Linked DNA regions of Homo sapiens: region 1 is linked to region 2. The links are chromatin loops, found by intact Hi-C in ENCODE. Cell type or tissue: OCI-LY7. All regions are shown on one strand. Links, peaks and the distances in the headings refer to the core of each region. The heading gives the core; the rest is flanking DNA. Region 1 has its middle 480 kb from the start of ERCC4. Region 2 overlaps SHISA9 (shisa family member 9).

Region 1 (15,719 bases), core at 3,396-11,395, 270 kb before region 2:
ATTGAATGATGTGATCAGCTTTTCTTTGGAAAGATAACCCTTGCCCAAAGTAGTAGGAAGAGGATGCAGAGACTAACACCCATCCGATCTGTAAGTTGGGAGACTTTTGTTGTCAAATAATGCTCCATCTTCCACCTACCCACCTTTGTTTAGCTCTGTTGTTTCTCTCAGGAACACAGCCAAGTGGTTGTAATTCACAAACCTGGAAGCCAGCTCTTTTCAGAGTTGTCAGACAATAAGGTATATGGACCGTGGCAACAAAAAAAGAACACTGGAAATAATGGCTGGAATAAGAAGCAAAGCCTCAGTTTGAGGCTCTTTCTTGCATTTTCACCCTGAAGCATCTATAATTAAGCTGGAGAGAAATGATTTACTTAATTCATGTTATTTTATGCAATATCATTAGCAGTATTCAGTTGTTTCTTTATTACCCCTGTGCACCCTCCCTCTGTAACAGTTGAGAATAACAATTGGGCTTTACTTGTCTTCGGGAAGCCAGCCCATTCATTGAAGGAAAAATGGCCCCAGCCCCAGGTTGCCATAGACACTGGAGAAGGCTGTCACCGAGCTGCAGCACACCTATTTCCTGGTGACATGCAGAATTAGAGGTATTGGGGAATCAAAGGGAAAACTAACTTGATGAAACAAAGGGTCCCTTCAGCATCTCCTGACATACTTCTTTGCAAAAGCAGTCTCTCTGTACCCCTTCTCCCTTCCCCTTCTCCTTGAAGCCAGGTGAATGAATTTGAATCCGAAGCCCTGAGAAGAATGAAAGCAGTAACTTCCATGCATGGCTCAAAGTTATGCACAGGGCAAAGACCTCCTTTAAATCACATCGGCGACTTGCCAGGATTCCAAACTTCTTGACATGTCCACAGTCCTCAAGGATCTGTCACATGCCTATGTCTCTACATTCCTCAGTTACTCTGTTATCATTATGCTGTCCTCCTTTGAGAGCATAAATGTGCAAAGCATTTTCCCAACTAGGGGATCTTTGTCCTCCATGATTCCTCTTGCTAGAATTCTCTCTCTCTTGCCCTTTATGTGGTTGGCTCCTTGCTCTTCAGGTCCTCCGATCTTCAGTTTGAAGGCCACTTTTCATGATCACCAGGTCTGCCCATTATATCTAAAAGTAATCCCTCCACCTTATTCTCTATCACAGCATCTTGGATCTTTCCTGGTGAATTTGAGGATCTATAATTGTCTTTATTTGCTGTTGGCTTATTTATGACTTAGTCTCTCCCAATAGGGAGCAGGTTGCATAGATAGGTACCTGATAGATGTGTGTGCTTATCTGTGCTTGGTTTCTTCCCAAAGCAGACGCTGAGTCAGGGATTCAAGTGCAAGTGGTTGATTTGGGAGGTGAAGGCAGGACAGTGAGGAAAGGCAGACCATAAAGGGTGTGTTATCCAGTGAGTTACCACGGGGCAGCTGGAGAATAATCCTCCCGGGGAACTCCAAGAGCCAGCATGGAACACGCACCTCAGACGTACCACCACTGAGAAGTGATAGGGCTGGGGCAGCTATACACAAATTCCCATCCATCACTGAGGGCTGTTCCCGGGAAGCAGGCATTCTCCATCACGTTCACTCTGGCATGTCCAGGGGCAGAGCAGGCTCTGGTGGCCGGAGAAAGTCTTTAGGTGAACAGTTGTGGATGATACCACTGGGAGCTGGGTTATGTGTACCAAGATCTAAGAGGAAAAAGAGGGGACACTGATAGCATCGGTCACAGTTCTCCGTGGGTATTTGTTAAATGAATGAATGCATGATTCCTATGCCTCCTGCCGCCATATCGGATCCTCAAGAAATTTTCAAGCCTAATAGGGCAGATCGCTAGCACATGTTAAAGAAGAAAACAACAACAACAACAACAACAACAAAACAACAACACAGATTTTGAGCTCAGACAGAGCTGGCTTCAAATTCAGCTGTGTGACCTTAGACAAATTCCATGACCTTCTCTGAGTCTGCAGTTTTCTGTCTTGTAAAATTGGAGATAATAATTCCACTTCATAGGACTGTTGTAAAATGGTTGGAGACAGTGTGTATCGTTTATAATTGTGTCTGCATATAGCAGGTGATCAATAAATATCATTTTTATTTGCCATGAAATAGCAGCAAGTTCTACACAGCAGTGGGTGATGAAGGGCTAAATTAGGCTACAAAAATGAGGAGACCCATGAAAGTTGAAGTGGCCATGAATGGCTTCTAGAGGAGTTACTTATGCTTTGAAGAATTAGTGGGATTAGCATAGATCAGTGGGAGATGGGAGACCAGTTTGGCTAAGAGTAATATTCACTTCGACTTATCAGATGCTCACCATGCCTTAGACCTTGTTGGGAAGTACTTTATATATGTAATTCCCAATCTTCACAATATAACCCTACGAGGTAGGTGTTCTTAACCCTACCCTCAAGTTTTAAGATGCAAAAAACTAAAGGAAAAGTTAATTACCTGAGGTCATTCAGCAAGTAAGTAGTAGAACATGGACTAAAAGTAGGAATTGCCTTTGGCGAGCTTTGTGTGTATTTTTTTTTACACAGAGTCTCCCTCTATCACTCAGGTTGGAGTGCAGGGGTGCGATCTTGGCTCACTGCAACCTCCACCTCCCAGGTTCAAGCGATTCTTCTGCCTCAGCCTCCCGAGTAGCTGGGACTACAGGTGTGTGCCACCACACACTGCTATTTTTTTTGTATTTTTAGTAGAGACAGGGTTTCACCATGTTAGCCAGGATGGTCTCAATCTCCTGACCTTGTGATCCACCCACCTCAGCCTCACAAAGTGCTGGGATTACAGGCATGAGCCACAGCGCCCAGACCTGTCTTTGGAGAGCTTTGTAGAAAAGAGACAATGAGGTTCTCCCCAGAAGATGTCTACAATATAATGGTGAAGGTGGGACATATGGGTAGAAGCAACTTTTAAAAGGAGTGATGGGAGCCATATGGAAATGGGGTTTGCCGTGAATATCATGGAAGAAAGGCAAGTGGGGGCTTTACATAATGAAAGGAATGGAAGGGCAAATATGCTGTATTTTAAAAATTGAAGAAAAATTTACCTACAATGCAGTACACACACATTGATGGTACAATCCAGTGGATTCTCTCTGTATACAACCATCTAGCCACCACTCAAATCAAGATATAGAGTATTCCCATCACTCCAGGAAGTTCCCTCATGCTCCTTTCCAATCAATAGCTTCCCCTTACCCCCAGGAAGTTACTCTTCTGACTTTTATCCCCAAATATTAGATTTTTAAAGTAACACTTTTCTAATGTATAGAAAGAATAAGTGAGTGTCATAGAAAATTTAGACAATGACAAAAAGATAGAAGAGAATAAGTTAAATCACTCATAATCTTATGGCCTGAACATTTTGGTCTATTCCTTGAACATTTTGGTCTATTTCTTGCTGTCTTTGTTGTACATTTTAAAATTTTAACTTGAGACTATATTGTATATTTAATTTTATACTCTATTTTTTAAGGGAATCATTAGGACATTAGCATTTTTCCCAGGACAAATTCTTTGTAAACTTCATTTCACATGGCTTGAAATATTTCATTGAGGAATTCAGCTAAAAGGACTTACTGGTTCCCTAAATGTTGGCTATTTTAGTTTGTTTCCAAGGTTTCACAGTAATGACCACCTTTTTCATAAAGCTCTGTCTGAATTTCAGACCATTTTAATAGAATACGGGTGACAGTACTGGGCTAAAAAATTACATATTCTTCAAATGCTTGAAACCCATTGCCAAACAGCTTTCCAAAATATATAGATTTACACTCTTATCACCTGGATACACAAAGGGCACCCACGGAGCCACACACTTACTGGCATTGAGTGCTAATTTTTATTTGACATTTGAGACTATCCAGGAAAGTTTAGAAAAGCTCTTGAACTAAACGTTCTGTTTGGTATTCACTCTGAAGAATAATACTGGCTTATTTTCCTGTGATATTCTGTAATGTTTGGATATTCTGAATAGGCGACCTCAGAAATCACTATAGTTCAACATCTGGAGCCATCAATGAGAAATGAGTAGGGAGGACATATCAGGAACATGTAGGCTCTGCCTTGGGGCAGGGCCACAGATGGCTTCCTGTTATATAACTGTCTGCAGAAGAGTACGGTCCGTTCACCTCTTATCTCATTCTGGGCATCAGGAAGAAGTTGACAGACCCAGTCTGTGACTTGTGCAGCTTGAGAGGGTGTCTTTGTGATGATTGGGGCAGCATGAGAATGGATTATTATAGCGTAGGGCACAGCTAAGAGGCATAATGATCAGGGCCAACCTAGTGCTTAGGTCAGACTCGATAATGGCCTTTGAAGGCGTGTTCCACTATTTAAAATTACCCTCCCATCACCAGGAAATCTGGCCTTTTGCACTGGAATAAAAGACCAGGGTACATGTGCATGCTCTCTATAGGACACCTCCAAACCTACTTCCAGGGAAAGCACTCCAATGAAAATTTTTCTCCAAATGAGTGGGAAAACTCACCTCTGGCAGACTTTCAAAAGGCTCAAAGCAGTAAGTCCGATGGTGTATGTGTCTGGCAGCAAGAGGTTCATGTGGACAGGTGATTTCTAAACCCACCCTGGAAGTAATGCTTCTGTGACTAACGATAGACACCCTGGGCCTGTGTTTGTTGAAATGGTTTTCCTTTTCAGGTTTCTCTCTAAGTGACTTTGGAGCACATGATCGTCACCCTCACCTAATGACTTTTGTATGTCTTTTCTCAAGTCCATCATGCGTTCAAATGAAGGGCATGCAATAATTTTTGTTGCAAATGCATTTTTTTCAGAAGACCTTATTAGGTGCTGTGATGTTTACCCACTACAGTAATCACATTTCTGTGACGATCTTTCAACATGTGGGATAGAAAAAAAAGAGTTTTTTGTGTGTATGCAGTATGCAGCTGGCGAGTTGATGGTCTCCGAGTCTCATTAGCCTGGCCATTCTTGGTTCCTCTGTGTTTATTCCATGATTTGCTGATTATAATGCATGTCTATCTCCCAAAGAAAATGATTCCAACTTCCATGGAGATTAGACTGAGACTAAAAAGGCAAATGCCTGGGTGCTGGACACTCCTGGTAGCTTGGATCTGCCCACATGTGCAGCATCTGTAGTGGGTCTAGCAGGTGCTCTGTCTGTCCCTGTCTGCCCCGCATTGCTGGGTAAGCTGCTCCACCTTTCAGCCACACTGTGCAGCCAGAGATGGGCCAACATGTGACCAGCCTTTCCACCTATCAGTTATTGCTCTCAGAGTTCCTGCCACCTCCTTGGAACACTATGAATGTGTAGAACGCAAATCCGCAATCCATAGGGAACCCCAAACCACCACTTTCTAGACTTAGGAACCCCCCTGTTGTTCCTGCAGCTTCTGACTACTGGGACTCAAAACAGCTCCCTGACACAATTCAGAAAATCTCTTTAATGGATTTTTCAGAATGAAAATGTGAAAGGGACAGGGTGGTGTCTTCAGCTTCTGGGTGAACATTCTCAAGCCAAAGGCTCACATGTGCCAAGATGCCATCTTTAAGCAGGGGTGGAGAGAAAATATAGAAAACAAAATACAGATGGATTTTATTCTTTCTTTCTCTCTCTCTCTTTTTTTTTTTACAGCCCCACACATAGTTTTACCCTGTCCCTTTCACTTTTTTTTTTTTCTTTTTTGAGATGGAGTTTCGCTCTGTTACTCAGGCTGGAGTGCAGTGGCAAGATCTCGGTTCACCACAACCTTCACCTCCCAGGTTCAAGCGATTCTCGTTCCTCAGCCTCCCAAGCAGCTGGGACTACAGGCATGTGTCAGCGTGCCTGGCTAATTTTTTTGTATATTTTAGTAGAGACAGGGTTTCATCATGTTGGCCAGGCTGGTCTCAAACTCCTGGTCTCAAGTGATCCACCCGCCTCGGCCTCCCAAAGTGCTGAGATTATAGGAGTAAGCCACCGCGCCCAGCATGGATCTTATCCTTTCTGATTCTCCCACAACCAGAAACACACACACACATACACACACAGTCTCAACAAGTTGCCTTGCCATACATATGCTCTCTTGCTTAACTCCTATTAATCCTTCTAACCCCCAGCTCAAAATCTCATTCTCTAAGACATCTTATTGGTCTCACTGCAGCAATTGAAAGCAATTCACTTCCCCCTCTGCTGACCCTGCTTTATTGGCCTCACTGAACTCATAATACCAAATTCAATTTTTTATCTTATAGACTACAAGTGACTTGTGGGCAAGAATTTTTAGTTCCAACATCTTTGCCTCCCTAGGACATAGCCCAGTGTCAAATGCATATTAGGGACTCAGTAAATGTTTTTCATTATATTGAATGTTACAGTAAACCTGCTCCTAGTTAATATAAATAATAATAATACAATGAGCTCTTAAAATGTGCTAGGCACGGCCAGGCACGGTGGCTCACACCTGTAATCCCAGCACTTTGGGAGGCTGAGGCTGGCAGATCACGAGGTCAGGAGACCGAGACCATCCTGGCCAGCATGGGGAAACTCCGTCTCTACTAAAAACACACAAAAAAACTAACTGGGCATGGTGGCGGGCACCTGTAGTCCCAGCTACTTGGGAGGCTGAGGCAGGAGAATCACTTGAACCAGGGAGTCGGAGGCTGCGGTGAGCTGAGATCGCAGCACTGTACTCAGGCCTAGCAACAGAGTGAGACTCTGTCTCAAAGAAAAAAAAAAGTACTAGGCAATATTCTAAATGCCTCTTTGACTCTCAAATGAGGGCAAAACTTCTTACTAGTCTTGGAGGTAATGTTATTAGCCCCCATTTTAAAGGTAAGAAAACAGAGGCTCAGAGAGGTTTAGCAACCTCCCAAAGTCACATAACTGGTAAGTGGTAAAGTCAGGATTTGAGTCTAGGTCGTCTGGCTTCAAGTAGAACCCATGAGTTTAACCTACTGCTTCAGTATATTGTCCCTAGATTAATCTCATAGCACTGTGAATTAAAACCAAAAGTTTCAATCAAAGGAAATGGTAGTGAACAAAATAATTTCAAATTTACCTAATAATCTCATAGCGCTATGAATTAAGACCAAACATTTCAAAGGAAAGGGTAGTGAACAAAATAATTTCAAATTCACCTCTAAGAATAACAGCCTCTTTTCACTATCACTAATATTTAAGCCAATATATGCTCATTCCTTTGTGTCTTCCTTCGTTCTTTCTGCAAATATTTATTGACCACTAGGTTCCAAAGACTATTATAGGAATTGGGCTTCAGTAATGAACAGAAAAGGACACAACCTTTATCTCCACAAAGCTTAACATCTAAATTCATTCAAATTTAACTGTTTTTCAGCAAACATCTCTTGAGAACCTCCTTTGTGCTGAGATTGTGTTAGGTGCTGGAGATGCAAAGAAGGATCCACAAGACTCTGTGGGTGCCTTGACAAACTTATAAATAGGAGGGAGACAAGCACATAACAAGAATTAAAATGCAAAAGGATGAAAAAGAAATCTTTTCCAGGCTGAGTGCAGTGGCTCACACCTGTAATCCTAGCACTTTGGGAGGCCGAGGTGGGTGGACTGCTTGAGCTCAGGAGTTCGAGACCAGCCTGGGCAACAAGACAAGACCCCTGTCTCCATCAAAAATACAACATATATATATATATATATATATATATATATATATATATATATATATAGCTAGGCATGGTGGTGTGTGCCCATGGTCCCAGCTCTCTGGGAGGCTGAGACACAAGAATCACTTGAGCCCAGGGGGGCAGAGGTTGCAGTGAGCTGAGGTTGCACCACTGCACTCCAGCCTGGGTGACAGAGCAAGAGCAGAAAAGAGGAGGGAAGGGAAGGGAAGGGAAGATGGAGGGAAGAGGGAGGGAAGAGGGAGGGAAGAAAGAGAAATCTTTTTCCAGATCTGGGAGTCTTTCTGGAGGAGACATGGTGGCACTGAATCTTGAAGAATGCACAAGGGTTAACCAGGTGGAGAACACTGGTGCAGCTGTTGCAAAGGTGTAGAGATGAGGACCCACAACCTTCTGAGCAGCTCTCTACAAACAGTTTGGTGTTGCTCACACATAGTGAGAGACAATCAAGACTAGTAGATAAAGTTGGAGAACATAAAGGACACAGACAATAGAACGTGCTGGAAAAATGAAAATATTTCCAAAAGACCTGCAAGACTTTCCCCTTCCTCCCTTCTTTCCTTCCTTCCTTCCTTCCTTGTTTCCTCCCTTCCTTCCTTCCTTCCTTCCTCCCTCCCTCCCTCCCTTCCTTCCTTCTTTCCTTCTTCTCTCTTTCTTTTCACAGAGTCTTGCTCTGTCACTGAGACTGGAGTTCAGTGGTGTGATCTCAGCTCACTGCAACTTCCACCCTCTGGGCTCAAGCAATCCTCCCACCTCAGCATCCTGAGTAGCTGGGACTATAGGTGCGTGCCACCTCGCCTGGCTAATTTTCATATTTTTTGTAAAGACAGGGTCTGTCTATATTGCCCAGGCTGGTCTTGAACTCTTGGGCTCAAGAGATCCTCCAGCCTTGGCCTCCCAAAGTGCTTGGATGACAGGCGTGAGCCATATTTTCTAATATTTAACAGCAATGAAAAGGAAACAAACCAGTCTTGGTGAAGGGGAGGGGTGAGGAGCTTCCTTCTAAGATGGTTTTGTAAAACACAGATCCTGGGAGATGGCTATTCCATGACAATTATTGCCTTGCCAGGCCAAGAAGTACTTTGGAAGTAAGTTACTGGACTTCTAGGCTGGACTTCTACTTTGTACAAGAAGGAAACTGTGTTTAAACAAGATTGATGTCCAGATGATCCCATAAGAGACAGAAAATAATGTCAAGGGGGAGAAAAAAGAATAAAGAGAGGCCTAAGAAGAATAATAAAGGGGCATTAGATTAGTGGATGGTTTATGATGCGTGCCATTTTGTTAATGTTAATCTTTCCCAGGTGTGTCATAGAAGTCGCAGAACAAGGCAATAAATGAAAGTTTTATTTTCTTGTTTAAAATGAGCCCCTATAAACTAAATAAAAACATAGGGGCTTGGGAACATGCAGAATTGATTACAAGGACATAAAATTGATCAGAGGGGTATGTCCCAGCACGTAGTAACGAAAACAATCACTGTCATTTATGTTGGATTGCTACTTTAAAGATTATCAGGGCTTGCACGGTGCATTACTTCCTAAGATCTTATCTCAGCTCTGGGAAGTGGAAATTGTACCATCCCCATTTTATAGATAACAGATAATAAAATGGACAAGTATTTCCCAAAGTCTTTCAGTAAGAAGCCAAATTGGAATTCAAACTCAGATGCACTGACTCTAAAATGAATTCATTTGGTCTATATGACATCCTCTCCCAAACCTCCTCTCCTAGAAAAAGTTCTCCGAAGATTAGTTAGAATTTCTTCATTTCCCTGGTCCCAAGTCACATTGAACCATCAACCTCAATAAAATCTCTTCAACACAGATGATGTTCATTATATTTGGTACAGTTGGATTCCTGAAACATTGTTTTCCACTTTTGTCCAGTGAACTTTCCCAGAAAAAACAGTATGTTGTCTCAAAATAAAAGAAGTGTAATGGAAAGTCCTTTTATGGGCCGTCTTGTGAGTCTGGTCTGCTTTTGCCCCTCAGTGAGTTATGGCTCTGATGAAGGAAAGAAGTCTCTCAAACTAAAGGAGAGTAGGAAACAGTCAGCTGCCAACCTATTTTTATTTGGTGTGCAAAGTATTTTGTTTTGAGCAGCTTGTTTTCTTTTAACTATTAATGTTGAAATAGGTATGGACTCACTGGAAGTTGCAAACTTAGTATACACTCCCATGCACCCTTCCACCAGCCATCCAACAGTAACATCCTTTTTTAAATTTTTATTTTTTTGTTGAGACCAAGTCTCACTATGTTGGCCAGGTTGGTCTCAGACTCTGGGGCTCAAGTGATCCTCCTGCCTCAGCCTCTTGAAATGCTGAGATTATAGGCATAAGTCACCTTACCTAGTCCCCAACAGTAACATCTTGAAAATCTGAAGTACAATATTATTGCAGGATTTTTTTAAATGAATTTGTTTGCTGGGTGAGATGGCTCATGTCTGTAATCCCAGCACTTTGGGAGGCCAAGGTGGGCGGATCACCTGAAGTCAGTTCGAGACCAGCCTGGCCAACAAGGTGAAACCCTGTCTCTAATAATAATACAAAAATTAGCCAAGTGTGGTGGTGCATACCTGTAATCCCAGCTACTTGGGAGGCTGAGGCAGGAGAATCACTGTACCTGGGAGGTGGAGGTTGCAGTGAGACAAGATCGCGCCACTGCACTCTAGCCTGGGCAACAGAGTGAGACTCCATATCAAAAAAAAAATTGTTTCCTTGTTAACATTTGCAGACACATCAAGATTCAGGTGTCTCTGTGTCTCTTCCAGAAAGATTTCTACAGCTGGAAAAAGATTTATTTTGTTTCTCATCCTTTTACCAAACCAAAACAAGCAAAGAAACATCAACAACAAAACTAGGAGGTCTAACAGAAGAGTTATATTTCTGCCCTTTCTTGGAGACTTGGAAGATCTGGCAATGTGCTCCCACTTGGAAGCTATTGAGGCTAACTACTGGCTGCTTCTTGCCAACAGGCAAGCACTCTTCAGATCTAAGAAGCTCCATCACTTTCATTATCTGTCAGGCCCTGGAGGCAGCTGAGTTTGCATTTGCAAATACAGAGTAGAGGTAACTGCATTTTTTGGAAGGGAAAGTTTTGAGTCATCTTGGGTTACCTTTTCAGCACATCCCTTTGGGTTGGGAATTATATGGCTACGGCCCCACACATAGTTTCAGGTCAAAACACATCTGAAACCAGAGCTCTGAGGCTGGGGTGCTGTCATGCTTAAGTCATCCCAGTTTTAAGCTGGGGTGACTTCAATAGGGACGGCACCAGGTTTGACAGGCTAACGAGACCCAGAGCCAGTGAATGAGACATAGGGTTCATTGAAGACTTACATACAGGGCAGTCCAGTGGGGGCAGACTGGACAGGGGAATCACAATCACTTATAGAAAACATGCAGTCTATAGAGCATTTTCACTTAGCACCCTCCCCTTAGCAACCTACACCTAGCAACCATCATTTAACCCAAAACAAAGGGCATTGATCTCCATGCATGGCCTGTGTTCCATGGGATAGGCTGGGGGATTTAGATGTTCCTCATAGATAGGGAATGGATCTCTAGGTTGGCCACTCTTGGATTCCTTCACTTAGAACTCCAAACACAGATTCTTAGATGATAGGGTCATTCTCAGGTATGCTTAAGTTAAACTCTTGCTCTCAGGTGTGTCTGCCAAGTAGGTGCACAAATTTCCATTCTTGGGATTTGGTGACTCCAGGAACCTCCTGACAGTGAGGAAAGTTTTGTGTCCCTCTGAGCCTGGCAGGTTTAAGCATTTTCATTTTAGAAGGATGCCATATTGTTGTTTACGTTTCCTTCTCTACAATTCAGCTTCCTCTTTCCCAACAGACAGAAATGGAGTTCTAAGCACAGTTTGCGTGTATTTTTCTTCAACTGCTTTTATCTTCTGCTTTTATTTTTCCTCAGGTCCCTGTGAAATCAAATATATTTCTTCTCTGCTATCTCTGTCCTCTCCACTCCCTTCCCAGACCCCACCTCTTGCTCTCATTATTGCCATGTGAGTTGGATTAATTTTCTCGACTCCCAGATTATCCCTCCCGGGATCTGGAATATATCAATGACTTTTTTTTTTTCTTTTTTTTTTCCCAGAGTCTTGCTCTGTCACCAGGCTGGAGTGCAGTGGCACGATCTCAGCTCACTGCAATCTCTGCCTCCCGGGTTCAAACGACTCTCCTGCCTCAGCCTCCTGAGTAGCTGGGACTACAGGCACGCGCCACCACGCCTGGCTAATTTTTATATTTTTAGCAGAGAAGGGATTTCACCATGTTGGGCAGGATGGTCTCGATTTCCTCGTGATCCGCCCGCCTCGGCCTCCCAAAGTGCTGGGATTATAGTCGTGAGCCGCCGCACCCGGCCACCAATGTCCCTTTTTTAATCAAAGCACACACAGGTTTTAGGCTAATAGAAAAGACATTTAGAAAAGAAGCTCAGAGCAGAAGAGACTCTGTTAACAGAATAACTAGGAGACATGCAAAGGGGGCGTCAGTCTTGACATTTTGAAATCTGGATGTCTCTGCTCTGTTTTAAAGCCAGTCAATGGCAAGGTGCTTTCTCTTTCCTTCTCCCCCTTCAATAAACGAGCTTAAACTCTATCCCTGATTCCCAACACAGCAGCAAACCAAATAGATGGAATCAAATGACTGACAACTCTTCCCTAAAGCCAAAGAGAAAAGCAGATGAGGCTCTATTGCAGAAACAGAAGGCATTAACGGGATTAGAGTTCCATGGATGAAGACTGGGAATTAGAGGGTATACAAATGGGAGAGGCTTCCTTCTGAGGAAAGGGAGCCCCCAAGTATTCAGAATGAACCTTCCACCCCCACCCACATACCATTAAGAAACCACCTTCAAATTCATGGATTCTGTGGGGGCATTTGACTGCGTGATAGTAAGACTGATAATTTACCAGACCTCCCCTCCTCCATTAAGGAGATAAACTTACCAACGAGTATAGGAAGGCTTTGACCCTCCCAGAACGCACGTCCTCTTGAGGCGCGGCTGCCTGAGTATTAACTCAGTTCCTTAACAGCATTTTATCTAATCACAGGCCCAGCTGCCCATGCTGGTAAATCGCTGAGATCACTGCCCTTCTAATGGAAAGTTTGGAGGTCAGAAGAAGCAGAGTTGACTCCCAGCTGGGCTTTTGAGAGCTGACCTTTTATTTCCCTCTATGGCTCTGTGGCAGAACCAAGTCCTCATTTCTCACGAAGGCCCTTGTAATTGGTTTTCACACGCTGGCAGCAGCGGAGACATTTAATGAGGGGGAGGCCAAGGCTCACATTCAAGGTATTAAAGATTTGAGAACTTGAAGGGTCACCAGAAGCCATGTCTCCTGCCTTCAGTTTCTGCCATTTTTTTGTGCCATTTTTGGTTTCTTCCACCAACCCCTAGGTCCCCCTTCCAAGCCATTACATCTGAAAGACAGGCTTTCCTGAATATCCAATTCTAGAATCACTTCAGGTAACCTCTTCCCTCCTTCCAGATGTATTAGGGTACAATAGACAAACAAAAATTGTATATATTTAAGGTAAATAACCAACAATTTGATACATGTATATGTTGTGAAATGATTACCACAATCAAGTTAATTAACACATCCATCTCATTCCATAGTTATGTGTGTGTGTGTGTGTTTGGTGAGAATACTTAAGATCTACTCTTCCAGCAAATTTTAAGTATACAACAGAGCCACCATGCTGTACCTTAGAGACTGGGAACATAATCATCTTAAAATTGAAAGTTTGTTCCCTTTGATCAACATCTCCCCACGTCCTTCTCCCCCTGGCCCCTGGAAACTACTCACTGTTTTGATATCAGTCTAGGGGAAAAGAGGAGACATAGGGTCCATCTCTTGCTCTTATGTGAGCTCTCTGCTTCTATGAGTTTGACTTTTTTAAGACTTTTTTTAAGTTGTAAGTGAGCTCATGCACTATTTGTCTTCCTGTGTCTGGTTGATTTCACTTAGCATGATGTCCTCTAGGGGCATCCATATTTTCACAAATGGCGGGATTTTAAATGTTTGCTCTCTCCCGTAAAATGTCCCAAGAATGACCTACGTTTCCCTTGCTTTCTTTTAGGGTCACTTTTTCTAGTTTTCTCATTATCAGAGACAGCTGGGATGGAGCGGACCTCATTTTGCAAAGGAATAAAGACAGTAATTAAGTTGCCGTTTAGTCTTTTCCTTTCTGGGCTAACTAATCCCAATTATTTTTAACCTTTTCACATAGGCCTTTTATTTTCTGACCTTTTAATGAATTTTCACTGCTTACTTCTGGTTCTTCTCCAGCGGTTACATAGTCTTCACAGTTTGCCAAAACTTTTCAGTAGTCATAATGAAATGATTATTTTCCCCCTATTTGCAACAGCAAACTCCCATACATTTTTGAGAAATACCGAATAACAATGATATGTCTAATTTTTCAGTTACATTTCTGTAAGGACATTTTCTCTCCAAAGTGTCAGCTATGCTCTCTCCTTTTCTTTATTTTTGTAGCTTAATGTCTTATGTACAAAATAAAATGATTATTTAAGATTTGTTCAAATAGCTATCAAAGCACTACTAGATATGTAAGAGTGTGCTAGCTACTGTTAGAGATAGAAAATAGGTAGATGCTGTTAGGTCTCTGTGATACAAACGCCACAATGATGGGTATTGGGGAACTGATACTGTTTGAGCACCTCCTATGTGCCCAATGCATACTTAACCTCGTCTAAACCTCCCAGAATCTTAAGAAAATGATTTCATTGCCACTTTCCAGATGAGCAAACTAAGGGTCACACAAGGTGAATGCCTTGCAGATATTCTCACAGTTATTGAAATGGTATAAAAAGTGCTGAGGCCGGGTGCGGTGGCTCACATCTGTAATCCCAGCACTTTGGGAGGCCGAGGTGGGTGGATTACCTGAGGTCAGGAGTTCGAGACCAGCCTGGCCAGCATGGTGAAACCTCATCTCTACTAAAAATACAAAAATTAGCTGGGCCTGGTGGCGGATGCCTGTAATCCCAGCTACTTGGGAGGCTGAGACGGGAAAATGGCTTTAACCCAGGAAGCAGAGGTGGCAGTGAGCTGAGATCACGTCACTGCACTCCAGCCTGGGCAAAAACAGTGAAACTCTGTCTCAAAAAAAAAAAAAAAAAAGAAAAAAAAAGTGCTAGGAACTTAGACTTGCCTTCTCTTAGATCCACCACTTGGAATTGTCAAGCCTTTGATTATTTTTGCTGTCCTCACTGATAGGACCTTGGATCCCTTTCCCCATGAGTCAAGGATCATCTGGGGGAAAAAAGCTGATATCAATAATGACTTGAGAAATGCTCTGGGCCCCCAGAATTCAGTGGGGGAGTTCACAGCAGAGGGAATTGCAAGCTATCAGGATCTTCTCAGTAGAATCACAGTAACCGAGTTGTTTATGGCTTGGGAGGTAACACAGAAGAGGGTAAACACACGGGCCCTGGGGCCAGGCTGGGTCTCATCCGGGCTTCTCTGCTTACTGACTGCTCAGCCTCGGGCAAAAGGGGTCACCTCTCTCCACTTCCAGTTTTTCATCCGTAAAATTGGAATATTGATAATGTCTTTTTTACTGAGTGGTTGGGCATATTAATATGTTTAAAGTGCTTAGATTTCAGGCTGGAATAGATAAGTGCTGAGTAATTAGTAACCATCATCATCACAGAAATCTCTTTTCTCCCCAGGGTAGAGTGGGAGGGGAGCCTTTTAATGTCCATCTTTTTTGAAGCCATATCATCTTACAGTAACCATGGCAACCAATCCCCCCAGATGTTTCCATGACATTTTTTTTTGAGTAAAAACTTGAAAATCTTTTTTGTGAACCAAAGATCCCTAATTTTTCTGGAACGATGTGGTTTGGTTGTGTCCCCACCCGAATCTCATCCTGAATTGCAGCTCCCGTAATGTGCCATGGGAGGGACCCGGTGGGAGGTAACTGAATCATGGGGTGGGGTTTCCCTGTGCTTTTCTCATGAAAATGAGTAAGTCTCATGAGAGATGTCGGTTTATAAAGGGCAGTTCCCCTGCACATGCTCTCTTGCCTGCCCCCATTTAAGACTTT
Region 2 (15,719 bases), core at 2,481-10,480:
ACATGAACCTGGCCGGGCGCAGTGACTCATGCTTGTAATCCCAGCACTTTGGGAGGCCAAGGCAGGTGGATCACGAGGTCAGGGGTTTCAGATCAGCCTGGACAACATGGTGAAACCCCTTCTGTACTAAAAATACAAAAATTAGCCAGGTATGGTGGCGATTGCCTGTAGTGTCAGCTACTCGGGAGGCTGAGGCAGGAGAATCGCTTGAACACAGGAGGCAGAGGTTGCAGTGAGCCTAGACTGCGCCATTGCACTCTAGCCTGGGCGACAGAGTAAGACTCTGTCTCAACAAAACAAACAAACAAACAAACAAACAAAAACACCGTGAACCTAGTTCTTGCCTCCAGGAGCCAGTAATCTAGTAAGCAAGACAGGTATCAGTTAGGGAAAATCGTATGAGTAGATATATGCTTTCAATTGCGCTTTTTAAAAAAAATAAAATAAAAGTAGAAGTATTGAGCACTAGTCTTGCCTAATTCACATGAGGTGGGATATTATGAAGAACTGAATGTTTTTTTCCCCCACCCATTTTTGTATACAGTGGCAATACTTTGTTATTGAGCAGATGGCCACAGGGCAGCCATAGTCTCTGTGGGGAGTCTGCACAACAGGATCAGACCTCAAAAGAGCCATTCTAAGATTTTGAGCTTCCAAACTTCGTATTGCTATGGATGAGCATTTGCTGAGCTAGGTTTTGTTTCTGGTCCAGAAGGTATGAAGAATCTGGGCTCTAGGAGAGGAAAAAGATCAGAGAGCAATTAAGTGAGCTGCTAATATGTTCTCTGAGAGGGGGTTCTGTACACTGTCCCTGGTGCAAACAAAGTGCAGATTTTCATAACCCTCAAATTCCCCACCACTTCTGAGAGTTTCACCTTGGATCACAGATCTTTCCTGATGGTGGGCTGAGCTGAGAAAATGAAATGCAGAGAGAATCAGGCTTTCCCCAGCCAGCAAATTCAGAGGATCCCCAGCTCTGAGCCCTCAAAGATCAAAAGCTGGGAGACAGTCTGTAATTGGAGTCATGTGTCCTCCCCAGCCTCCGAGTAACCACTCAGATGAATAACAGCGACTCAGCATCATGGCTTCATTATTGTCTCAACATTAGATTAAGAACAGAGAGGGGAGAAGAGGTGTGGGTGATCTGAGGGTTGCAGATCTACAAGGCCATTATCTGTCTTGAGCTTCGGCCCACCCTACCACCCACTCCCCCATGTGAGGTTATAATATAACAATAAGCCTGCAATTAATTACATTTTACTTCTTGGGGAAAAAAAAAACAGTGGTGAGTCAAAAAGCCAGCTCAGAGATGGAATGGGCATCACTAGTTATGTAAGCAGGAGGGGGCCAAGCCTTGGGCTGAATTCAGAACTCCCACTGTGGGTCCGTGTTCCTGGGTCTGTCTGGCTGTTTTGGGCTGGACTTCCCAGTGTCTGTGAGTGGCACTTGGCCCTGAAGGGCATAAAACCATCAAACACAAGAGTGGTGGCATCAGGCATTGGTTAAGATCCAGGTTCTAAAGAGAGTGGACTGTGAGACCTGGAAAGACTTTGGGGTCAGGACGAGGAGGTAGAGAAGTAGGCGTGGTGTGACCTGTGTGATCAGAGACCAAAGAGATTAAAATGGGCACCTCTGCAGGTGTCCAGGACAGATGACTCGTGTCAGTCAAAAACCAAACTGGTTAGCAGAACTGACTGTAGGCACATAATGATCAAAGGCCATACCTAGACCCCCCAAAATATGCCTGGCTATATAAGCCCCCTCCAAATCTAGATACAGTCTTAGGGACAAGGATAAAGGTAGAATAAACTGAGTAAAGAAATTGTAATCAACTAATAGAGGTTTTTAACATTAGGCAGGTTTTTATTAAAAAAACACGGAAATTAAGCTAAGTTATAAAAAAGATATTTAAAGTTACATTTAAATGTAACTTTAGTAGGAAAAAAATGCTATGCCTACTTAAAGTTACATTTAAATGTAACTTTAGAGATTTGATTTGGCAAGAGACAGAGGGAGAGTGAGAACATACCTCGGTTCAAATCTCAGTTCTGCCAACTCAATAGCCCTCTGGATTTGTACCTAACTAGTTTCTCTCTCTTGCTTGGTCTCCTCACATGTGACGTTCTAAGGAAAGCCCCCACCCACCCTTGGAAGCACGTGAAAGTGTGGGGGGGCATATTTTATTATCAAAGTGATGCAGGGGAGGCTACTAGCATTGGGCACCAGGTTTGCTAAAATGTCCTGCAATGTGTGGTGTCCCACAGGGATTCATCCCACCCAATGTGCTCACCGTGCCCATGCAGAGAAATACTGGAGCTAATATTCCAAGTTCCTTTAAGACCAGTTGAAAAATAACTTTCAATCAGCCCTGCCTCTCTTACAAGTCACAGTAACCTTCACCTTCTTCCTGGCCAGCTGTGGGCACGAGACTGAATCTGTACCCATCTCAGAACCCTCACCTGGGCGTGTCTCACTCAAATCACACAACTTCCCAGCCTGCAAATAACTTTTGTCATCCATTCTCTCATTTACTCCTTATAGCATCTCTGGAACATAGGGAAAAAATCAAATCTTTTTATTTTTGTTTTATTTTATTTGTATGTATTTATTTTGGAGAGGGAGTCTCATTCTGTTGCCCATGGCTCACTGCAGCCTCGAACTCCTGGACTTGAGCGATCCTCCCACCTCAGCCTCCAGAGTAGCTGGGACCACAGGCATGTGCCACCATGCCCAGCTAATTTTTTCTTTTCTTTTTTTTTCTTTCTTTTTTTTTTGGAGAGACGGGGTCTCACTGTGTTTCCCAAGCTGGTCTCTAATTCCTGGGCTCAAGCAATCCTCCTGCCTTGGTCTTCCAAAGTGCTGAGACTACAGGCATGAGCCAGCTACCACGTCCATCCCAGACCTTTTTTAAAAGACGGAAAGTGAAGCCAAGAGCTAGCATCCGATAGGCAGCTCTGGGACTGAAGCTGAGATTATTTCATGCTAAATGCAAGCCTCTTTTTGTGTCCTGTGCTGAGGACGAGGACCCAGTCATAAATTTCTCTCATATCTTTGCCTAAGTCTTTTATGGAAGCTCAGGAAGTACCTGGAATATAAGGGACCCTTTCCCCACATAAGGAGTCTTTCTTTTTCTATCTCAGAGCTGCCTTGGATCCAGAGATTATAAAGGAATCAGCTTGGCTCCTTTGGACCTCTCACACTCCCACAGGCCTCCCTGGTCCCCTTACCAGGAAGCAAGAGAGAGATCATTTCATCTTCCTACAAAACCAGCGTCTTCCCTCTGCACCTCACCCCATGTGAGAGGAGGGCATTGCTACTCACCCTCTCAAGTCCAAACCCCTCCTGGGCTTCTCCATCACCTCATCCCTCCATCCCCAGTAAGGGGTCCAGTCCTGGAGATTCTTTCTCATAAATATTTCTCAAATTTCTTAGCCTTCATCCCTGCCCCCAGTTCTGTCTCCAGTTTGCCTGCCTTAATTCAGGCCATCGCTATCTCTCTGAGGACCAACATGGTCTTAAGGAAGAGGTATAGGCACCAATGGGCTTACAGCTCCTTAACTCCCAAGAGACAGTCAAGGACTCTGACAGTGATGAAAGGGAGCTTCTGTGAACTGATCTGGGGCCAGACTGCAAGGTACATGAGGAGGAGGAATATCTGGGTTCCCAGAGCCCAGCATAAGGCAGGACCAGAGGAGAGTCATGTTTTTGTTGGGTAAACAAACAGGAGGCTGGAAATGGTTGCATGAGAAGGCCCCATAATGAAAATTAAAACCCAGAAAACAAACCAAAACAACAAAAAACAAATGCTATATTTTACAAGTTTATACAAGCCAGAGGTGTAGGATAATAAATATCAAGTTAGTAAAGACCTTGGAGATCAACCAGTCCAGCCGCTCATTTTATTGAGAATGAAGGGTGGGGATGGGAAACTGAGGCCTAGAGAGGTGATATGACTTTTTAAGGCCCCAGCACGTCCCAGACTGTGGAATCTGCCAGGACTCCGACTCCTCAGTCAGCATTAAGTTTCCCAGAACACCTTTTCCCCATTTCTTCTTCTAGTTTGTCACTCCAATCAGCCATCATCTCCTCCAGGAAGCCCTCCCTGAACCTCCAAGCTGGGTGAGATGCTCAACCACTCTCCTCTAACAGCCCTGTGAACTTCCTCTGGCTTAGAATACATTGACCTGACTCTGTTGTAATTGCCGGGTTTTTCATTTGTCTTCTCCATTAGACCTCGGTTTCCAAATCTCGGCACAATTGACATCTTGGGAAAACTCACTCTTGGCTTGGGTGGGTGATAAGGGACTGTCCTGTGCATTTCAGGAGCTTAGCACATCCCTGCCCACTGCCTCCTGCAAGTTGTGACAACCAAAAATGTCTCTAGGCATTGTTAAATATCCCCAAATAGGGGTGGGGAGCAAAATTGCCCCCAGTTAAGAACTGCTGATCTAGATTGTTAGGTCCACGCGGGCAGAAACAGTGTCCTCTTGTTCTTTACACTCCTATTATCAGCACAGGTCCTGGAACATGGTAAACATGCAACCAATCTAATCTACAATTAGGAAAATGTGTGTGTGTGTGTGTGTGTGTGTGTGTGTGTACATGCACACATACATGCCATTTCCACATTGTAGTGTCTGAAATATATAGGATATATATATATCAAAGCATATAAGAGTTTTGTTCTTCTGGGATACCTTCAGCATTTCTGTGTGTTTATATTGCATTGTTAACGCTAAGGTGTTAATCAAAACCTAAAAACTCTTTGTTTCTGGATTGGTAAATGAGTGAGAATGAATGTGTGTGTGTGTGTGTGTGTGTGTGCGCACGTGCATCTCTTCTGACTGATAAACAATTCCTTTTCAAATAATATTCATACAGAGAAGAAAATGTATTTTCAATGAAACAAACTCCTTTTTCCATTTGATAAAAGGGACATTATCGGGGTCATTAAAGCATCATTATATGTTGAGCTCCTAATGCACTGGTCTTTACTTGGGAGCACACGGCAATCACAAAAAAGAATTTTTATTGCCAGTTGAACAGATCGGGAAGTAAGATATTATGAAATGTGCTATTAGGCAGAAGAAAAGTAATTAGGTGACAAGCAAAATACATTATTCGGCGTTTCAAAATATTTCCACTTCATCACCAGTTCATTACAATCCCGCCTCCTCTCTCGTGGCCCACTAGGAATTTACATCAAGATTATTTACCAAAAAAAAAAAAAAAAAAATCATCAAGATAAGTGAATTGTAATTAAGTCATATGATTGTTCTTGGTACTCTCTCATGGGCCTAAACAGACGCGAAACCAGGCTGACATTGTTGCTGGAAGACTCAACGACGGCTCTTCTTGCCAGCACGAAGGTGATGGTGAAATGGTGTTTTCATTGTTATTTCACACACACAAAAAAGAAACTGAGGAGCCCTAGATGGTGACACAGAGAGGAAATAGTCAAGACCAAAGTCAAGATGGTTGCACATATTTAAAGAGGCTTCATGCACACGTTGATTATATGCTACGACTAATGACTCAGTTACTAATTCCCTTGAGGATGAACAACCAGCCAGTTACCTGGCTTTATTTAGTATCTATTCCTAAAGCCACCTGTTTAATTAAGGACTTCTTGTGCACTTTGGACTACAAAGATGTGCAGGTGTTATAACTAGGAAGCCTTCCAATCCCCTAGGCATCTTAAGTGTCTCTGCAAAACCAAGCATAAAGTTAGTGCCCATTTAATACTCACTGATTGACTGATTTGATAACCAACTGATTTAATAAAAGCAATAAACAAAGAAGAGTACCTATTGAAAAAGAAAACAGCCCTGAGTCCTAAAGTTAAAAGAAGCAAGATATATTCAGTTAGCTCATTTTATAAAGGCAGAAGAGAGGAGGGAAGGAGGGAAAGGGGGGAAAGGAAGGGAAGGAGAGAAAGTGGGAAGGAAGGAAGAAAATTGCCTTGTATACATCCAGCATACCAAACACTAGGGATAAGCATTTTCATTTGGGTTATTTCATATAATAGCTACTGTAAAACTAGAAGTAAGTCCTGTTATTAGTATCATTTAACAAATGAGGAGAGAATCCGAGAGAGAAAGCTATTCACTCAGCATCACACAATGTTGCAATTTTATCATATGCATACGAATGTCAACACATATATGCAAACATGATCATGTCACCTACGTTGCTCCAGTGGTTACCATTCTCTCAGGATAAAGATGACAGTCCTTACCCGGCCCACACAGCCCCCATCCACCCCTCCAGCCTCGTGCCATGTCACTCCCCACTTTTTTGCTCTTTGCTAAACTTTTAGCCACCTGGTCTCCTTTCATTTCCCCAAATGCTCTTTGTTCTTTCTCTCCCAGGGCAGAACCCTGGCAAGTACTATTTCCTCTGCTGGAAGCACCCCCATTCATCAGCACACCCCTGCCTTCCTTCATGTCAGCTTCAAGAAAGGGCTTCCTTGACTCCCGCCCCCACCCCCGCCCCCTGCTGTATCAATGGCCTGTCATTCACTCTCCCAGCACTGCACAAGTCCCTCCTCCATGACATCTACCCCATTTGCAACTTCACGCCAGTCTCTGTGATTTGTTGATTAATGTGTAGCTTTCCATGAACTAGAAGCCTGATATGGTTTGGATGTTTTCTCCCCTGCCCCAAATCTCATGTTGAAATGTGATCCCCAGTGTTGGGGGTGGGGCCTGGTGGGAGGTGTTTGGGTCATGGGGGTGGATCCCTCATGAATGGCTTGGTACCCTCTCCACCACCTTAATGAGTTCACAAGAGATCTGGTTGTTAAAAAGAGTCTGGGATCTTTGCTGTCTCTCTCTTGTTGGCTCTCTTGCCATGTGACACGCCTGCTTCCCCTTCAATTTTGGCCGTGATTGGAAACTTCCTGAGGCCCTCACCAGAAGCAGATGCCAGCACCATGCTTCTTGTACAGCCTGCAGAAGGGTGAATCAAATAAATCTCTTTTCTTTTTCTTTTTTTATTTTTTCCTTCAACTTTTATTTTAGGCCCAGCGCGGTGGTTGACGCCTGTAATCCCAGCACTTTGGGAGGCCAAGGCGGGTGGATGACCTGAGGTCAGGAGTTGGAGACCAGCCTGCCCAACATGGTGAAACCCCATCTGTACTAAAAATACAAAAACTAGCTGGGCGTGGTGGCACACATCTGTAATCCCAGCTACTCAGGAGGCTGAGGCAGGAAAATGGCTTGAACTCAGGAGGTGGAGGTTGCAGTGAGCCGAGATGGCACCATTGCACTCCAGCCTGGGCAATAGAGCAAGACTCCATCTCAAAAAACAAACAAACAAACAAACAAACTTTTATTTGAAATTCAGGGGTACATGTGCAGGATGTGCAGGTTAGTTACATAGGTAAACGTGTGCCATGGTACTTTGCTGCACAGACCAACCATCACCTAGGTATTAAGCCCAGTGTCCATTAGCTATTCTTCCTGATGCTCTCCACACCACCCCTGGCAGGCCCCAGTGTGTGTTGTTCCCTGCCACGCATCCATGTGTTGTCATCACAAATCAATTCTCTTTATAAATTACCCAGTCTTGGGTATTGCTTTATAGCAACACAAAATTGACTAACACAAAGCCCCTGAGTTCAGGGATCTTGTCTACTCCATTCACCATTGTATCTCAGGCACTCACACAGCATATGGCATGCAGAGTGGCTCAGTAGATACTTATCATAGGGACAAATAAATGAACAAATGAACATATATTTTACTTTTCTTTTCTTTTTTTTTTTTTTTTTTGAGATGGAGTCTCACTCTGTTGCCCAGGCTGGAGTGCAATGGCACGATCTCAGCTCACTGCAACCTCCACCTCCCAGGTTCAAGCGATTCTCCTGCCTCAGCCTCTTGAATAGCTGGGATTACAGGCATACACCAACACGCTTGGCTAATTTTTATATTTTTAGTAGAGAAAGAGTTTCGCCATGTTGGCCATGCTGGTCTCAAACTCCTGACCTCAGGTGATCCACTTGCCTCGGCCTCCCAAAGTGCTGGGATTATAGGGATGAGCCACCGCACCCGGCCTGAACATGTATTTTAAATACCTATTTTAAATACGCATGTAAGGATTCATAACCAGACTGCCATGCCAGCCAGAAACCCAGTGCAACCCAGGAAAGCCCCAAGAGAAGAGAGTGATCCGAAGCTGGGACACAGAGCATACATTTCCACCCATAGCAATCATATGTCATCATTAGCTTTCGGGAAGGCTAAAGACTATACTACAAAGACGGCATTGCTCTCTGACTTCTGGTCTAGGCTGTTCATAATTGTTTAAGAAATCCAAAGCCAGGAAACTGATAAAATGTTTTGTTTTCCTCCTCTTAAAAATGATACATCAGCTGCCTAGTGTTTTTCATAAATTCTTTAGCCAGAGTTGTGGTTTTTCATCCACAATTCACATTAAGGATTCTTTATGAAAATGGCTATAAGAGAGGAATTTAATGGGATTATGATTTTTTTAAAGCTCTATCTCTCTAATTAATACCCCAGAGGGGGATTTTTTCCTAACATAATGGCCTTTCAGTGTTAAAAGGGCTTAATATTATGGTAAAATATGTTAACTTTCCTGGCATTCTGACCCAGCCAATAACATGAAAAGGGAACGCATCTGTCTTCCTGAAGCTTCTGCCACCGCAAATGGTGTTGTTTTCACTATTTTCGTAATGAACTAATCAACTGCTTATTCACTAATTGCGTCTACATTAAAAACTTATTACCCCGGAAAAGGGCTGCACTGCAACTGACCTTCCAATGGAGCTGGGAGGGGTGAAGATCCCATGACAACTGTAAGACAAAGGAAATGGCCAAACCCAGGGGCGGGTATTATTCTCTTCTCTGAAACAGGTGTGAGGTCTTCCGTAGGGGTCATTGTATACAGAGAGTTGGAAATCCAAAAGCAAAAGCTGCTCCCACTTTGCTAAGGTCCATGCCTCAATAGGTTCCACTATAATTATCAAGATGATAAAAACAATGATCATGGTGACAATCACTCACTGAGCAAAGTGTTCCTGCCAGGCACGATGCATGCGTCATCTGTCTCCAGTTCTCATGTCGGCTCTGTGAGGCAGGTATTGATGCCTACTCTTAGAGGTAAACAAATAAGAGCTGAGACAGGTGAAGTGACTTGGCCAAGGCCACACAGTTGGCAGATGGTGCAAGTGGAACGTGAATAATGCACTTCCGATGTCACTGTCCACATCCTGGGCTCCTAGCCTGCTAGAGAATGCAGAATACGAGAAACTAGGTGCTGATGAGATCCAGAGCAAATCCCAGCTCGCTAGCTGCTCCTAAGCTCTCACTGCTTTCTGGCCAGCTTTCTCTAGGCAGTAGTTCACAACCTCCTGAACAGGCTCCCTTCTCCCTTTCATGGTGTAGTAGAGAGACAAGGCTTTGCAGTTTGCTACAGCTGGGGCACCTAAGAAGACTACATTTCCCAGCTTCCCTTGCTGGTAGACATGGACCATGTGATTATATGTTGGCCAATGGAGTAAGGGTAGAAATGATGTAAGCCGCTTCCAGGTGACTGATATGGTAATGTTGGAGGCCATAGGTTTGGATGGCATTGCTATGAGATGGAGATGGCTGCCCATGTGTGGCAGAGTTTGTGTAGGTAAGAATGTTTTAAGGAATTAAGCTACTGGACTTACAGGTTTATTCATCGCTGCTACATAGCCTGGTCTTGTCTAACTGAGCTAAATCTTAATCACTGGCCCTGGGGTGATTAGGACAGATGGGTAATCAACCCTGAGTCAGCCCATAACGGAGGTGGTTGGGGGTGTGGGCTTTGGATTGGTTAGTTTGCATAAGACAGTCACGCTTGAAGTTAAGTCCTTTACTATCTCCAGGAACTGGCTAATCCTGAGAGGAGCAGTCCCTCCAGGGTCAGCAAGGTGCCAAGACATCAAAGCATCAAGCACAGAAGCTGGAAAATGTGGTTGTTACAGACAGGTGAGCTGAGACCTGAATAATGAGAAACTATCAGCCATGGAAAGAGTAATAAGACCTGCTTGAAACACATAGAACAACACAGGAAATCCAAGAATTAAGACAGAAGGACTGTATTAGGCTGTTCTCACACTAAGTTCTGCTATAAAGAAATACCTGAGACTGGGTGATTTATAAAGAAAAGAGGTTTTATTGGTTCACAGTTCCACAGGCTGTACAGGAAGAATGGCTGGGGAGGCCTCGGGAAAATAACAATCATGGCGGAAGGCGAAGGGAAAGCAGGCATGTTTTACCTGGCCAGAGCAGGAGGAAGAGAGAGAAGGGGGGAAGGTGCTACATGCTTTTAAACAACCAGATCTCATGAGAACACTATCAGGAGAACAGCACTTGGAGAGGTGGTGCTAAATCATTAGGCATGGCCCCCATCATCCAATCACCTCTCACCAGGCCCCACCTCCAATACTGGGGATTATAATGGAACATGAGATTTGGGTGGGGACACACATCCAGACCACGTCAAGGAGTTACCAGAAACGTAAGAGGCACAAGTCAAGGGAGGCGAGTGTTCTAAGGAGAAGAAAGGAGCAGGGAACTGTGCCAAATGTGGCTGAGAAGAGGAGTAAAGTGGCCGGGTGCACTGGCTCACGCCTGTGATCCCAGCACTTTTGGAGGCCAAGGTGGGTGGATCACCTGAGGTCGGGAGTTCAATACCAACCTGATCAACATGGAGAAACCCTATCTCTACTAAAAATACAAAATTAGCCAGGTGTGGCGGTGCATGCCTGTAATCCCAGCTACTCAGGAGGCTGAAGCAGGAAAATCACTTGAACCCAGGAGGCGGAGGTTGCAGTGAGCTGAGATCGCCCCATTGCACTCCAGCCTGGGCAACAAGAGCGAAACTCTGTCTCAAAAAAAAAAAAAAAAAGAAAAAAGAGAGAGAGAGAGAAGAAGTAGAGTAAAGTAAGAATAAAAAAAATTCTCCTAAAGGAAAAAAAATCTTAAAAAATTTTTTTTTAATTTGAAGTTCCAGGGTACATGTGCAGGATGTGCAGGTTTGTGACATAGGTAAATGTGTGTTATGGTGGTTTGCTGCACCTATCGACCCATCACGTAGGTATTAAGCACAGCATGCATTAGCTAAGGAAAAAAGCATCTTGATAGAGTGTTCTGCCTACTGCCTCCTCTTCTTCCCTGCTTCTGCCACCATGGTCTGGCTTCTTTGCCCACAACCACCTTGTGAAGATCACCAGTACCTTCCCACTATCGCATCCCATGATTCTTCCTTTGCCTTCACTTTTGACAGCTTCTCTGCAGCATTTGGGGGAGGCATTAGGGGCACACCGTAGACAAAACAGACAAGAATGCCTGCCCTCATGGTGGTGACATTCAAGCGGGGGAGAATGATAACACAGTAGATAAATGTATAGTGTCAGGTAAGACTGAGGCTATGGAGAAAAGTAAAGCAGGAAAAGGGAGAGAGGGTGCAGAGGGAATAGAGAGATGGGTTTTATTAGAAGAAGTGGCTAGGAAAAGTCTCTCCAATCTTGCCTTTTTGGCCATGCTAAGAAGCACACGCTTCATCCTAAAGCAAAGAGGATGTTCTAAGACAGTTAAGTGGTGAGTAACATGAACTGATCTGCTTTATCAAGAGGGCTGGGATGCAAAGGCAGGCAAAAAAGCAAGAGAAAGGATGTTCCAGGTAGAAGGAACGATGGAAGCCAAAGCCCAGAAACAGAAAAGGATAACATATCATTGTAGAAACTCTTAGAAGTCTGACGTTGCTAGAGTTGAGAGAGAGGTACTTGGAGAAAAGCCACAATCTTGGGCTTCATTTATCAGGACCTTGATTATCTCATCCATGAAATGGAAGTTAATAAAACAGACATTGATGAGATCAAAGAGACCATCTATCAAATGCCAAGACTAATCTCCTGCAAACAGCAGGCATTAACAAATAATAACTATTACTATGAGGATGGCTTCCCATGGAGAATTCAGTAGCTGGCGAATTACAGGCTCCAGACTCGGGCTGATAATACCTGTCATTTTCTTAAAGGTTATACTGAGCCCACCATGTGAAGTCAATACTGCTTCTTAGGCTCAATTTAAAAGCTTCCCACTGTTTTTATAGAGATCTGTTGACATGATTTATTGGGAACAGTGTCCATTAACATTTTTAAGTGCTCGATAAACCCCCAACCACCCTAGTAAATTAATCTTAATAAATACACAGCAGAAAGGACTTTACTCACTGATCAGCACGTGATACTGTGTCTAACCTGCTGACTGTTGTGGGAAAGGCTGGAGTGTGTGGAACTGTGAGCTGACTGAAGACAGAGAGGAAAGACATTACAAAGTACCTTTGCTCATGGTCTGAGGAATCTGCATCCATCTCAGCCTCAGTTTCTCCACGTATCAGAGAACAGGTAACAGGAAGTTTCCTAAGTCTCAGTCACTTCCATGGCTGTTGCCAAATTCAAACACTACCTATACTACTATTTATTAAATAACTCTTCTTAAAATAAATCCAGGTCTAAGATCACTACCTTTACTTCATTTGAAGCAAATTCAAACTTCTAATGATAGCAACTACTATATATAAGATAAAAGAAATATACTGGATTGGATTAAAAGCAGATGACACAGTGGAGGAGAAAATGTTAGTAAACTGGAAAACACAATGACAAATCAATTAAAATTAAACACTTAGATTAAAACAGACAGCAAAATATGAAAAGAGCATGACTGAACTGTGGAATGCATCACGTGATTTAATATACATAGAATCAGTGTTCCTAGGGGAGAGAAGAAAGGAGGAGGCATAAAAAAAATTGGAACAATTAATGGCCACAAATTCTCAAAATATTATGAAAACTCTACAAATACAAAGCCAAGAAGGCTAACAAACCACAAGCACAAGAAACATGGAGAAAACTATACCAAGGCATACCTTAACTAAATTGCTGAAAACCAACCAGAAATCATAAAAGCAATCAAAGGCAAAAAGGATGCATTATATACAGAGGAAACAGAGATGAGAATAGTAGCAGATTTCTTATCAGAAATAATACAACCTAGAAAAATCCACAGATGAACCATATTGTAAGCCATAGAATAAAATCTCAATCATTTTAAAAAGGTTCATGTCATCCAAACTCTATTGTGAAATCTTGTGGAATTAAATTAGAAACCAATAACAGAAAATGCCCAAATATTTGGTGGTCAAAATTCACTTCTAAATAACCTATGAATAAAATTAAAAAATTAAGAGGGAAATAAAAATGTATTTTGAACTGAATAGAATGAAAAATGTAACATATCGAAATGTGTGAGATGCAGTTATAGCAATACCTAGAGGCTAATTTATAGCATAAATGCTCACATTAGGAAATCTCAAAGGAATGACCTCAGCTTCTAGTCTAAAAACATTTAAGGAAGAAATAATATTAATTTTACAAAACCTTTTCCAAAACATTGATGAGGATGGAATATTTTGCAACTCATTCCATAAAGCCAGCATTACCCTGATACAAAGAAAAACATTACAAGGAAAAGAAAACTACAGACCAATGTCCATCAAAAACATAGGTTAAAAATTTCTCAGTAAATTATAGCAAACTAAATTTAGCAATATATAAAAATAACACACCATGACTAAGTGGTGATAATCTAATTAATCCAAGGTTGGTTTACCACTTGAATTTCAATCCATGTAATTCATAATATTAACAGTCTAAACAAGAACAGCCATAAGATCATTTCAATAGATGCATAAAAATCATGTGATAAAATGCAATGTGTATCACCAATAAAAAAACTTTCAGCAAACTAGGAATAGAGGAGAAATTCTTCAAACTGATAACGGACATCTATGAAAAATATTATAGATAACACCATACTTAATAGTGGGAGATCCAACACGTATCCCCCAAAGTCAAGAAAAAAGCAAGAATGAACATCTGCTTTTGCCATTTATATTCAACATTTTACTAGAGGTTCTATCCAGTACAATACAGCAAGAAAAAGAAAAGAATCAGAGTCCATATTGGAAAAGGAAAATTAATACTGTGTTTATTTGCAGATGAGATCATCTCTGTTGAAAATTCTTTGGAATCTAAAAAAAAACTATTACAACTAATAAGTGATTTTAGCAAGGTTGCAAGACACAAGGTTAACATACCAAACTCCGTTGTATTTGCATAACATAGTAATGGACTATTGAAATTTAACAAAATACCATTTACAATAGCAACAAAAATATTAAATATTTAAGGATAAATCTCACAAAAGATGTGCAAGGCCTGTACAATAAAAACTATAAAAACTTTACTGAGAGAAATTTTAAAAGACCTAAATAAATGTAGAAATATGTCATGTTCATGGTTTTAAATATTCAGTATTTTAAGCTATCATTTCTTTCCCAAATTAATCTTAATTAAATTGCTGAAAACCAACAAGAAAATAATAAAAACAATCAGAGAAAAAAGGACACATTATATACAGTGGAAACAGAGATAAAAATAACAGCAGATTTATTAAACTCAATGCAATCGCAGTAAAAATTCAAGCACACTTTTTTGTAGAAATGATCATCTAATTTTAAAATTCATATGGAAATTAAAAAGATCTGTAAGAGCCAAGACAACTTTGGGAAGTAGAATAAAGTTGGCTTAGAGATGTTAAATAACTTTTCAAAGGTCAAATGAAGACTCTTTTTTAAAAGACATTTGAGACTCATTGGGGTCTCATCTTGTCCCCCAACCTGGGCCTATTCTAGGTAGGTATTTTCAAATACATTTTCTCATTTCTTTTTTAGTGTAAACCTAAATGCTTAGCATTATTAGCATCCTTTCACGGACAAAGAAACTGAGACTCAGGTAAGCTAAGTGACTTGTCCAAGGTCACTCAGTTTTTGTCCAAGTTCTTTAAAATCACTGGCTTTCAGAACAAGAGAAGGATAAAGACTAACTTAGAATTCCTTGTCTTTCCTTCTTTCATTCATTATTTTTTTCTCTCTTTGACTTAGAAAGCATTATAAATAACACATTTAGCTTAAGAATTAGGACTAAGAAGAACCACCTTTGGTGAACAGGATAACGGCTCCAAGGTGATAAAATAAGATGTGCTCAAAACCCCTTCCTCTGTTTCTTGTATCGGTTTTTTTTTTCATGTAAATGACTAACTTAATTTGCTTTCCTTTCCAGAACACTAGCAATTAGAATCTTTTTCAAATGTTCTGACATCTACTTTGCTAAGATTCATTCCCACTTTCTCTTATGACAATATCCATACACCTGTTTGATAATAGGCACCTACTATGTAAAATGGCCTTATAATAAAGTCCTGTGTGTAACACACTGTCAAGGCCAAGGGGTGGGCTACTTATTTCCCGTTCCATTTGCCATAGCCCAGTTCTACCAGAGAGGAGAGTTTGGATGAGTTTCGAATCTGTTTTAATGGAATTTGGAGTATCAGTCAAGCAATCAGTCTCGTGTATTAAAGATGTACTGTATGCTCAGCGCAGTGATTGATGCTAATGCAAGGTAAAAAAGAACATCCCTACGCCTCAAACTGTTTTTCCTTGACAGTCCTATAAGAATTACCTGAAAGCCTTGTTTAATTTGTACCTTAATGGCTCCTATATCCAAACAAATGCCTCCCTTCCCTGTTTCCCAAGAAAGAATTACACGATTCTACACCCACTCATAAATCCTAAAAACTCAAAGTCTCTTTATTTCT

Evidence for each region. Peaks named below come from ENCODE experiments on the same cell type or tissue, not always from the same donor. Only the 100,000 strongest peaks of a DNase experiment are listed, where the experiment ranks them.
Region 1: it touches region 2 in a loop (2.4-fold over the local background); 2 of 110 quality-filtered maps call a loop at or near these places.

Annotation. Positions count from the first base shown.
Region 1 is chr16:13,436,937-13,452,655 of GRCh38, reverse strand. It overlaps a transcript of SHISA9 not described here. Among named protein-coding and RNA genes, the nearest start is that of ERCC4, 480 kb to the left of the region's middle. RefSeq lists enhancers at 1-27, 15,518-15,577 and a silencer at 10,706-10,755. In OCI-LY7, for the core only: no CTCF peak of the experiment used is centred there; no DNase peak of the experiment used is centred there.
Region 2 is chr16:13,162,259-13,177,977 of GRCh38, reverse strand. The region is part of intron 2 of SHISA9 (shisa family member 9); the gene reads right to left. Among named protein-coding and RNA genes, the nearest start is that of SHISA9, 270 kb to the right of the region's middle. RefSeq lists an enhancer at 9,485-10,034. In OCI-LY7, for the core only: no CTCF peak of the experiment used is centred there; DNase peaks (open chromatin) are centred at 6,387 and 9,497.